Linked DNA regions of Homo sapiens: region 2 is linked to region 1. Evidence: chromatin contacts called from ENCODE Hi-C or POLR2A ChIA-PET data. All regions are on one chromosome and are shown on one strand. The core of a region is the stretch at or near the end of the contact, and the rest is flanking DNA. Distances in the headings are between cores, read along the strand shown. Region 1 overlaps DCLK2 (doublecortin like kinase 2). Region 2 overlaps LRBA (LPS responsive beige-like anchor protein).

Region 1 (5,607 bases), core at 365-2,864:
GTTAGAACTGACTTATCCATTTGCCTCAGCCCTTAGTGTAAATTTTTTGCATACAAAGACCTTTTTTTTCCAACCATGGAAACAGCTGTTTAAATTTTAATCACGTAAACCATATCCTTACCATAGCACCTTTTTATTTTTTTTTTACTGTTTTGAAAAAATTTTTAATGTAGTTCTACAGAACCTGGCTCACCAAATTATGATACGTTCTGCTTAAATCACACACCACCACATCGAAAGCAGAACCCTTACATGTATGGAGAAAAGGCTATTACAGTGAAAAACATTAGTAATATCGCTAGAACAATAAGTAAAAGCATATCAAATTATTTAAAGAAAATTAAGCAAAAGAAAACCTTATTCAAAGGAAAAGGGGCATTTTGCACAGTCTATGCAGTCTATGCTTCAGTAATTATCACAGTGTGGTTAAAAAAAAAAAAAAAAGTAAATGACAAATTTGCCTCCTGGATTTTCCATTCTGGAGTTCTGAGAAGATTTTTCTAAACCATTCGAGCAGAATATTTTACATTTCCTGTTAAAAATACACTATTTTGTAGAAGTCCAATGAAGACCAGTTTAGGGGTTCCATAACTATAAAATGACAACTATCAGATCAAATCCTGCTAATTATAAATTCTAAACTCCTCTGGCATATTAATAATGTTAGCAGTTAACATGTGTTGAATTCTTATTATATACTAGCACTTCTCTGTTTTCCATGGCTTAATTCAACCAATTTTCACAATAATCTTATGTTCTAGGTGTCGATAATAACCACATTTTAAAGGAAGAAATAGAGGGGTTAAATAAATTTTCCAAGAAGAGGCAGGGCCAGGAATACACTTTATAGAATCTGGCTCTAGAGCAGCAGTGTCCAGCATAAATATACACCATGATCCATATACGTAATTCTAACCAAGAACCACATTAAAAAGCAAGGTTTTTAAAATTATAACTTAATATATCCAAATATTTTCATTTCAACATGTGATCATATACAAAGATATTAATGAGGTATTTCACATTCTTTTTTTAGTACTAAGTCTTCAAAATCTGGTGTGTATTTTATACTTAGCAGCCTATTTCAATCCAGACTCGCTACATTCAAGTGCTTTGTAGCTGTACGTGACTGGTAGCTCTGGTGTTGAACGATGTAGCTCTACAGCTTGTTCTCTTAATTGATGTGTTACCACAATGGAATCTAAAAAGGTCTTTGTCATTGCTGCAACGGAATATTTATTTTTTCAAACATAGTTAAAGTATCAGTAACTGCAGCAGCATTTTATTGGTTGATCTTTTCCCAACCCCAGTTAGAGAGTGGGACAGAAGGAAAAAAGTTTATCTTATTGAGGAGATGATTCTTCACAGCATTTCTGCTCATGATGCATCAGCTTCTGTTCCAAACTATCTTTCCAAGGATGTTTGTCCAGGAAACACCCTTGGAACACAAAGATGAGTCTCCCTTACGGGCAAACGGCAGATGTGTTTCCTGACCAGGATAATGAAAATAATATTCTCCTCTGAGGCAAAGACTGGGCAGCATTGCTAGCACCTCCTCCTAAGACTGAGGGTTTCCTAAGCTCAGAGTTCCCCAGCTATGACATAAACCCACTGTGTGTAAATCATCCAGCTGGGCTCCTCAGCCTCACCACTATGGGACTTGGGAGTTAAGGGGAACCAATGCAAGCATGAAGCTCATGCTACCTGCTGTGTCAGGAATAACAAATCCTTTTGTCTCTGACTCAGAAATCTTGTGTTCTGCTGGCCTGTATGAAGCTGGAAGGCTTTGTTAGCTTGCAAGTAAAGTCCCAGGTCCCTCAGAGTTCTTGACGCACCTTTTGAGTATTGTTGGGTGTTAAAATAGGTATCTCCCAGAGAAAAGAATCTACGTTTTCTAGTTAGGACCAAGATCAAATCAATTTACTGTTTTAGGATTAAAGTTTCTGAAAAATAGCAGGAATAAAACCGCTTAACTGTTTTTCCCACTATTACTGGTCTCTACTCCTGCTGTGATAGTTGTGTCAAGTCCCCACTTAAATTCCTTCATCACAGTAAACACCTCACCAAGTTACTCTAGTTTCTTTCAGAACTAGGGGTTATGCATACTATACCTTTCCACAACATTTGGCTTTGTCTATAATCTTTAGGGCAAACTCCTTTCCAGTGGACCTATGGAATAATCAGAGGAAGACCATTTAAAGACATAAATTAAATACCATCATTCCTGTTTTCTTTCTTTTTTATACTTTAATTTTTTTTTTTTTTGTAGAGATGAGATCTCATTATGTTGCCCAGGTTGGTCTTGAACTCCTGGGCTCAACTGATCCTCCTGTCTCAGCCTCCCAAAGTGTTGGGATTACAGGCGTGAGCCACCACACCTGGCCCATTCCTGTTGTATTCTACAGCACAGACCCAGGAAGGAAAAACTTGGCTCTTTCTCTGTGCATTAAAGAAAATATCTAGTGGAGTCAGGGGACAAAGGTACCCAAAAAATTAAAAACAAAAACAAAGCCATACTGTATGTTAATTAAATATTCTTTCATAAATATTAACTATAATATTAAGAAACTCATATTTAAAGTATTTCAATTCTGTTACATCAGGGAGAGGCAGGAAATAGTTTTTCTATATGTAAATCTCAAAATAGTTCTCTTAGGAGACAGAATAAAGTTTTAAAAAACCAAATTAACAGAAAATTTTATTATCAATATATTTTTACATTAGTCCATTAACAACATTAGCCCATAATTCAAAAGTGAAAAGTCCCCTGACTTTCATTATTTCTCAGCCAAAACTTCAGCTAGGATCTGATCTGGTACCAAGTTAGTCACATCTTTAAATGTTCTTTCCTGGCACTAGAGAGATCATTCGCATGGATATAAGAATCTTGATGTTATTTATTTATTTATTTATTTATTTATTTATTGAGAGAGAGTCTTGCTCTGTCAGCCAGGCTGGAGTGCAATGGCGCAATCTTGGCTCACTGCATCCTCCGCCTCCCAGGTTCAAGCAATTCTGTCGCCTCAGCCTCCCAAGGAGCTGGGATTACAGGCACCTGCCAACACCACTGGGCTAATTTTTGTATTTTTAGTAGAGATGGGTTTCACCATGTTGGCCAGGCTGGTCTTGAACTCCTGACCTCAGGTGATTCTCCCGCCTCGGCCTCCCAAAGTGCTGGGATTACAGGCGTGAGCCACTGTGTCCAGCCATTATTTAATTTTTAATCACCTTTAAAATAATTTAATTTTAACATGCCAAAAATGTCTTTGAGTATAGAAAAAGCATTCAATAAAGAACACCACAGTACTCATAGAATACACTTGTTATCTCAAGTGCAGCTGGATTTGCCAGGTGGTTGTAGTACACACTCATGAGGCCTGGCTTGGAAGAATCACTTGTCCTTAAATTGTTCTCCCTATAACAAAAACTAAATCCTGCCTCAGATTTCTGACTAGTCTTTAAAAGTCATACTTTAGATGCTTACTTTGTTACTTAGGTGGCAGTCTGTGTATAAGAACTGGGTAAAAGGACTCAGAGAACAAGGCATTATCTTGTGTACCAATATAAGGAGTACTAAAGCTTCACTGGAGATGTAACAAAACAGAAAAACTGTAGTTACCAAAACTTTCTGGAAAAATCTCCAGAAATGATAAAAATTATCACTTAGAATGGGAAGGATAGCAGCCTATAAACACCAAGACTCTAATCTGAACCAAGACTCTGAGTCTTTTCTGGTTTGAATATTGTTTATAAAAAATCTGGAATAGGCAAAAGTAGGCTGATTGTGATTTTTTTTTTTTTTTTGAGACACAGTCTTGGTCTGTTGCCCAGGCTGAAGTGCAATGGCACGATCTCGGCTCACCGCAACCTCTGCCTTCCAGCTTCAAGTGATTCTCGTGCCTCAGCTTCCCGAGTAGCTGGGACTTCAGGCGTGTGCCACCCAACCTGGAATTTTTTTTGTTTTTTTTTTTGTTTGTCTTGTTTTTTGTAGAGATGGGGTTTCACCATGGTGGCTGGGCTGGTCTTGAACTCCTGGCCTCATGTAATCCACACACCTCAGCCTCCCAAAGTGCTGGGATTACAGGTGTGAGCTAGCCACCAGGCCTGGCCTGATTGTGATCTTAAACAGAGTCAGAGCTCATATGTCCTGAACTACTGGAATATTCCATTAAGTATTAACTGAGAGGGAGGATTGCTGTAGGGATTAAGCGATTTAATACAAGTACAGACTGAGAACAATGCCTGACACCGGTAAATATAGGAGATGTTCTTAAAAATGACTTATTCTTCTCATTCCTCTCTGGCTCATGATGAGACCTTATATATATCTCATCCCAAATGCACATAAAACAGTTTTATACTCTATGTATATACATAATATTTTTTTCCTGTGGGCATGCAAAATGGCTGATCCCTGCTGGATACAGTCACTCATGCCTGTAATTCCAGCACTTCAGTAGGCCAAGACAGGAGGACTGTTTGAAGCAAGGAGCCTAGGACCAGCCTGGCAACAAAGCAAGACCCTGTCTCTATTAAAAATTTAAAAATTAGCTGGGAGGCTGAGGTGGGAGAATCACTGGCACCCTGCAGATTGAGGCTGCAGTGAACTATGATGGTGCCACTGCACTCTAGCCTGGGTAACAGAGTGAGACCCTGCCTTTTTTTTAAATAAATAAATAAATAAATAAATAAACAAACAAACAAACAACAAAAGGAAAGAAATGGCTGGTCCCAAGGGCAGACTCAGGGAAAATGAAAGAGACTTTCCAGAAGGGCCTTTTTAAAATTAAGAATAAACTCCAAGGAAAACTGTATCTGTAGATGATACAGTTTTCATTATTTATCATTTTCATTATTCATTAATTATCCTCACTGTCCACTCACCTGTCTATACACTCTTTGACTACTGCAAAATTGCCATCACCAATGACCTTTCCAATTTTGTATTTCTCAAGAAGAGTTGATGATTCAGAGCATCTGTTTCCATTCACACCTGCAAAAAGGATAAATGCAAATTCTAAAGAAAACATCAGCATTTTATACAGATTCCTACATATTTGTAAAATAGTAAACTGCGATGCATTTATTTCTAAATCTATGGTGAAACTAAATAAAATATCTGCACACATTTCCTGAATAGAACACCTGAATCACCAATTTCCTTTTAACTTCGTTGGTTGAAATCAGAAACCTATAATCAATAAACCTAACAAATCCCTGAGATATCAGGTGAAATAAGTGATTAGCCTTAGGTAAAAAGGATATTTCACTAAAACTTATCCAAACTTTTTTGTCGATGTTCAAGAAAGGGGCAGGGGATATAAGATGATAGAAAAAGAAAAAAAAAAAAAACAAAGAAAGGAGAAGAGGATGGTGGTGGGAATTTAATCTTCAAAATGTCCAAGATTTCTCTTCAACATTTTCTAGTAGAGAAAATTCTACCCAGATAAGATAGATGCCTTGTTAAGGCTAATTCCTGGCTCAAAGCTTTCTCAAAAAGGTATGTGGGGGAAGGGTTAAGATCTGCCCACTTCTCACTACATGTCCCAGTGTCCAGCACACAGAAGACACCAAATCAAGAAAACACAGTTTTGTTATCTAATTGAG
Region 2 (5,889 bases), core at 506-3,005, 55 kb before region 1:
ATGGCACCGCCAGTGGACCTTCTGGGCTCTTGCTTCATCTCCAGGACAGGACTCCACAAGTATTAGACATTGAGAAAAAGAGTAAGAACTATTCTTTTCAGAGGCTAGTTTCTCAAGGTCCTTTGTTTCTTACCTCCAAACTCCTTGGTGAAGGTTAAAGTAAAATAAAGCTGGGGTGGTCCTCATTTTCCAGAATCAGGCTGGAGGGCGGGGCATGTGAGCTGTATACAATGAGGGGACCCAGGACATGTTGGGGGCAGGAGTAGGGTCACAGGGGCTTCTACCCTGGCGTTGGGCTAGCTCTGGATATTTCACTCATTGCTATTCTGACCTATGCAGCTTAGATGTCATAAATTCTCCCACTTTCCCAGATCTAGTCTGATCACCCCCTTCTCCTAAGTAAATACTGGTCTCAGGGAACAAAGCTCCTACATATAGGTTACATTGAGGAAATGAAGGACCCTTGCTGCTCTGTCTCCTGGGATTCATTTCTTGATTCAGTGGACGGCTTCCTTCTTGTCTCCACTGTTCTCTGCGGTCTCTCCATCACATTCTGCCGGCCTCCACGAGGCACGCACAGAGACACACTCGTACTCGCTTTTATTTTTCCCTACCTTCCCATAATGCTGCATTTAAACCAAGTACACATCAGAGGATTTTCTTTTCCTCTTTTCTTTACAATAATAATGTGGATAATCTGTCACTTTGAGTTGCGATTATATTGTCAGCTACGCTAATAAATCTGTAAAATAATTTGAGATCCCTGGCTGACTGAAGCAATTTCTGTGGCATTTCAGTTAGTACCAGGGGCTCTGGGAAGTTCCTTGAGGCAGCAGTGGGAGGCTTTCTGCAGACCATTCATACACACATGCTTCTCCTCTCTGCCCTGTAGCCATTGCTTTTTCCCTCTTTAATATTTCCCACTGGATTTTAGGCTTAAACAATCCATTGCCTTTTTCCCAGCACTCCTGCACTTTATCATGCTAACTTGCAAGTGGCAACTGTGTGATTAAAGCGAGCTTGCCTAAAATGAGCAATACCTGCCCACAGCTCCAGAGACTGATACTTTCACAGCTCACTACCTCGGGAGGCGAGGAAGGAAGCCACAGGCTGGGAATCCAAGACACCACAGGGCAGAATCTCCAGCTCCTTCCTCAATCTGAGCCCATATAAGGAATGGACACCATGGAAACAAATTAGTCATCAGCTCAGACCAGAAATTAAGTTTCTGTGAAATACCAAGAACCCTGCAGGCAGGCAGCCTGGGGAAGCTCTGCACTTCCCACCTATTTTTATTTTAGATGCCAGATTGCTCTGTGGCATTTTGGTTAGCAGCATATCACAGTCCATCAACTAGACAGTGTTGAGATGTCTTTATGAATAGCTGATATTTAAGGAGGCAGCCTGTACAGAGCAGCAAAGTTATTTTGTCCTAAACAAGGGAGAACCACCATTCACCCAGGGGAATGCATTTGTTTTCCCTTCCTGAGGCTGTTTTAGAATGTGGTCATCCCCAGCAGATTGCTGTGGCCTGCTACTACCTCCTTAAAACCCGTGCAGCCACGGCATTGTCCAGAGCACTCAGGATTTCAGGGGATGAGATTAACATGTGTCTGGGGCCCTCTGAAAACCTCTAGTCACAACCCAACCTGGATGCGGAGGCGGCCTGTCAGAATTTGAGTGGGAGATCAGGTGCTGCTTGCTAAATGTTACCCTGGCTCTTGCCGCCAGAGGAATTTGGCCTCTCCTGAAAGAGGCCAGCGAAATCTTTTTTCACCTTGGGAGGCATCTGATTCATTAAAATGTTTTGAATGCTGATGACTGTATAGTCCCTAAAGCCCAGGTTTTACTTAATTTCAGATGGAAGCAGGATTAGAGATTCTTTACTAGAACAAAGAATTAAAGATCAGTGGTTTTGTTTTAGTATAACACTTATCCAGTAAAAAGCTTCAAGTATCAAATTCAAATGAACTACAACCATAAGGTTAATGGATTTTCATCAGCTGAATTTTATAAGTGTAGCAAATAATTGTTTGTCCTAGTCTCCACTGCAGTTCCCAGACACCCCTAGAGATTGCCATTTGTGAAATGAGTGGGGGAAAAGGATACTGATTTTTGCTCATCTTGAAAATATCTTAATATCTGTGTTAACAAAACTTAGAGAATATGTAACTAACTGTCTTCCACACATGGGTTTTTATTTCCTAGATGTGTTTTTGTGTTCTTGAGAATAAGCTGTATTTAAGGGACTACTAAAAGTTGGCATTTGGGTGAATGTGAAATAAATGGCTAAGAAAGTCTTTGCCTTTCTATGATTTTTTAAAAGATATGTCAAACAGTGAAGACTTAAGGCAGCTATGCTAGAACTGAATGTAGAACAGTGTCAATGTATCAGAAATTAGGTTTTTTTCTTTCTGGCTTGCCAGCACAATCTGTATTCCCCTGTGTCCAGGTGGACATGCGATTACAGGTGTTTGTAGTGGCTTTAAAACTCTGATGCCATCCACTAAAGAAAGGAAATTTGTATCTTAATAAGCTAAGAAAGCAAGGCTTGGAGGTACCAGGCAGGAGGAGAGGAAGGGGTAATAGGATTGGCTTTTGGAGGAGGGAGGGACAATTAGGAGTAATCACACTTTTTCTATAAATGGACAGAAAGTAAATATTTTCAGCTTTGAGGGTTCTGCATTCTCTGCTGCAACTACCTGTGAAAGCAGTCATAAACAAATAATAGGTGTGGCGATGTTCTGGTAAAACCTTATTTATGGAAGGCCAGGCGCAGTGGTTCTCGCCTGTAATCCCAGCACTTTGGGAGTCCGAGCGGGTGGATCACTTGAGGTCAGGAGTTCAAGACCAGCCTGACCAACATGGTGAAACCCCGTCTCTACTAAAAATACAAAAGTTAGACGGGTGTTGTGGTGGGCACCTGTAATCCCAACTGCTCAGGAGGTTGAGGTATGAGAATCACTTGAACCTGAGAGGTGGAGATTGTAGTGAGCTGAGACTGCGCCACTGCACTCCAGCCTGGGTGACAGAGCAAGACCCTGTCTCGAGGGGGGAAAAAAAAAAACCTGTTTATGGGGATTCAAATTTGGAATTCATATAAATATTCATGTGTCATGAAAAATTCAAGCATTAAAAAATGTTAAACAATTATATGAAACAGGCAGTGGGCTGCACTTGGCCCGCAGGCTTTCATTCATGGATGCCCATTTTACAGGATCAAAGAGCAAATTCTGAGCCTGTACTGTCTGTTCAGCGCTAGTAGGAAAGGACAGAGGGGCACAGCCTAGAGCTGACTAAACCACAGGCTGGAGCACTGTCAGCCCTGGAGCAAGAAAATGCTGAACTGAGATTTAATCACCCTGGAAGTTGTTGTAGCTCTCTACAAAGTCTTCTTCCCAACTGCTGTCAAAATCCAGCAGGCTCAGGGAAGGTGCCGAGGCTGCTGGCCGCCTCCCTCCAGCTGGAGTTGCAGGGGATTAGAGGGGATGTAAGGTCAGGTGGCACCATCTGCCAAGTCTTGGGACAAAACAGGCTTATTAGCATGTCTGCAGTGCAAATGAAGAGATGCCAGGGCTTCTCATTAGAGCACTGGTCCCAGTCCACAACACACACCATTCCAGTAGCATTTGTAGAACTGGAAGAGTTTGCTACCTAGTATTTAAAAAAGCAAAGCCAAAACAATCTCAAGCATTGATGAACTTTGTCCATTTGGTTTTTGAAAAATGGCAGATCTTCTACAACTCACGATTTTCTAAAAACTCCTGAGGATCTCTCTCTCTTCTCTCTGCACCGTAGTAGCTGGTGTAAGAATGACTCAAAAACAGGGTGGGGGCCGAAAGTTTCCTAGAACCACATTTCTACTGAATGTTGCTGTGTCTCACAGGCCATCCAGCTGAGCCGAGATGGGCAGTACCTGCTCACAGGAGGAGACAGAGGAGTGGTCGTGGTCCGGCAGGTGTCGGACCTCAAGCAGCTCTTTGCCTATCCAGGATGTGACGCTGGAATCCGGGCCATGGCGCTGTCTTACGACCAGAGGTAACACTGGAATCATGGGCTACAAATAGGGGTTTCAAAAACTGCAGAGGGGACTGGTCGTGTTGGCTTACACCTGTAATCCCAGTACTTTGGGAGGCTGAGGCAGGAGAATCACTTGAGCCCAGGAGTTCGAAGCCAGCCTGGGCAACATTGCAAGACCCTGTCTCTACAGAAAAAAAAAATTTTTTTTTCAAAATTGTATAGTAAAACCTGCAGAGGGAATTTATTTAAATGGGCTGATGGAGTTGAGTTGTGGGGGTCACCTGTACAATCAAACCAAGAACACTTTTTTAAAAAGTGTGATTTTCTTTCTGATGACATTGCCACTCTTGGACAAAGGCTGAGTTCTCAAGGAATAGACAGAATTTAAGTAGCAAAGGCTCTGATTACAGTGATGCAAAGCTTTTTATATTTCTTTGAAGTATCTTTTTTTAAATTATACCTTAAGTTCTGGGGTACATGTGCAGAACGCAGTTTGTTACATAGGTATACATGTGCCATGGTGGTCTGCTGCACCCATCAACCCATCATCTACATTAGGTATTTCTCCTAATGCTATCCCTCCCCTAGGCCCCCACCCCCACAACAGGCCCCCGTATGTGATGTTCCTCTGTGTCCATATGTTCTCTTTGTTCAACTCCCACTTATGAGTGAGAAGATGAGGTATTTGCTTTTCTGTTCCTGTGTTAGTTTGCTGAGAATGACAGTTTCCAGCTTCATCCATGTCCCTGCAAAGGACATGAACTCATTCTTTTGTATGGCTGCATAGTATTCCATGGCGTATATGTGCCACATTTTCTTTATCCAGTCTATCATTGATGGGCATTTGGGTTGGTTCCAAGTCTTTGCTATTGTGAATAGTGCCGCAATAAACATAGATGTGCATGTGTCTTTATACTAGAATGATTTATAATCCTTTGGGTATATACCCAGTAATGAGATTGTGGGTCAAATGGTATTTCTGGTTCTATATCCTTGAGGAATTGCCACACTGTCTTCTACAATGGTTGAACTAATTTACACTCCCACCAACGATGTAAAAGCATTTCTGTTTCTCCACATCCTCTCCAGCATCTGTTGTTTCCTAACTTTTTAATGATTGCCATTCTGAAGGGTGTGAGATGGTGTCTCATTGTGGTTTTGATTTGCATTTCTCTAATGACCAGTGATAAAGAGCTTTTATTCATATGTTTGTTGGCTGCGTAAATGTCTTCTTTTGAGAAGTGTCTGTTCATATCTTTTGCCCACTTTTTGATGGGGTTGTTTTTTTCTTGTAAATTTGTTTAAGTTCTTTGTAGATTCTGGATATTAGCCCTTTGTCAGTTGGATAGATTGCAAAAATTTTCTCCAATTCTGTAGCCTACCTGTTCACTCTGATGATAGTTTCTTTTGCTGTGCAGAAGCTCTTTAATTAGATCCCATTTGTCAATTTTGGCTTTTGTTGCCATTGCTTTTGGTGTTTTAGTCATGAAGTCTTTGCCCATGCCTATGTCCTGAATGGTATTGCCTAGGTTTCCTTCTAGGGTTTTTATGGTTTTAGGCCTTACGTTTAAGTCTTTCATCCATCTTGAGTTAATTTTTGTATAAGGTGTAAGGAAGGGGTCCAGTTTCAGTTTTCTGCATATGGCTAGCCAGTTTTCCCAACACCATTTACTAATTAGGGAATCCTTTCCCCATTGCTTGTTTGTGTCAGGTTTGTCAAAGATCAGATGGTTGTAGATGCATGGTGTTATTTCTGAGGCCTCTGTTCTGTTCCATTGGTCTATATATCTGTTTTGGTACCAGTACCATGCTGTTTTGGTTACTGTAGCCTTGTAGTATAGTTTGAAGTCAGGTAGTATGGTGCCTCCA

What was found. A loop is a pair of places that touch in the nucleus more often than their neighbours do. ChIA-PET counts read pairs that join two places held with the same protein, here RNA polymerase II (POLR2A).
Region 2: a map of astrocyte of the cerebellum shows a loop between it and region 1 (5-fold over the local background). The contact joins two enhancer-like sites. A Hi-C loop is called at or near these places in 3 of 168 maps with a recorded cell type or tissue (IMR-90, astrocyte of the cerebellum and endothelial cell of hepatic sinusoid). POLR2A ChIA-PET finds 5 or more read pairs at or near these places in 2 of 52 experiments (Caco-2 and Panc1).

What each region holds. Positions count from the first base shown.
Region 1 is chr4:150,221,063-150,226,669 of GRCh38, reverse strand. It overlaps DCLK2 (doublecortin like kinase 2), which reads right to left. Exons shown (of 16, transcript NM_001040260.4): 7 at 4,885-4,993; 8 at 2,112-2,169. Among named protein-coding and RNA genes, the nearest start is that of DCLK2, 150 kb to the right of the region's middle. Within about 2 kb of position 1,614, at least 2 of the 41 ENCODE cell types and tissues checked have a DNase peak (open chromatin) inside an H3K27ac peak, as active enhancers do; they include IMR-90, where a contact is called at or near this core.
Region 2 is chr4:150,276,002-150,281,890 of GRCh38, reverse strand. LRBA (LPS responsive beige-like anchor protein) reads left to right here. Exons shown (of 57, transcript NM_001364905.1): 56 at 3,887-4,038. Among named protein-coding and RNA genes, the nearest start is that of DCLK2, 200 kb to the right of the region's middle. Within about 2 kb of position 1,755, at least 3 of the 41 ENCODE cell types and tissues checked have a DNase peak (open chromatin) inside an H3K27ac peak, as active enhancers do; they include IMR-90, where a contact is called at or near this core.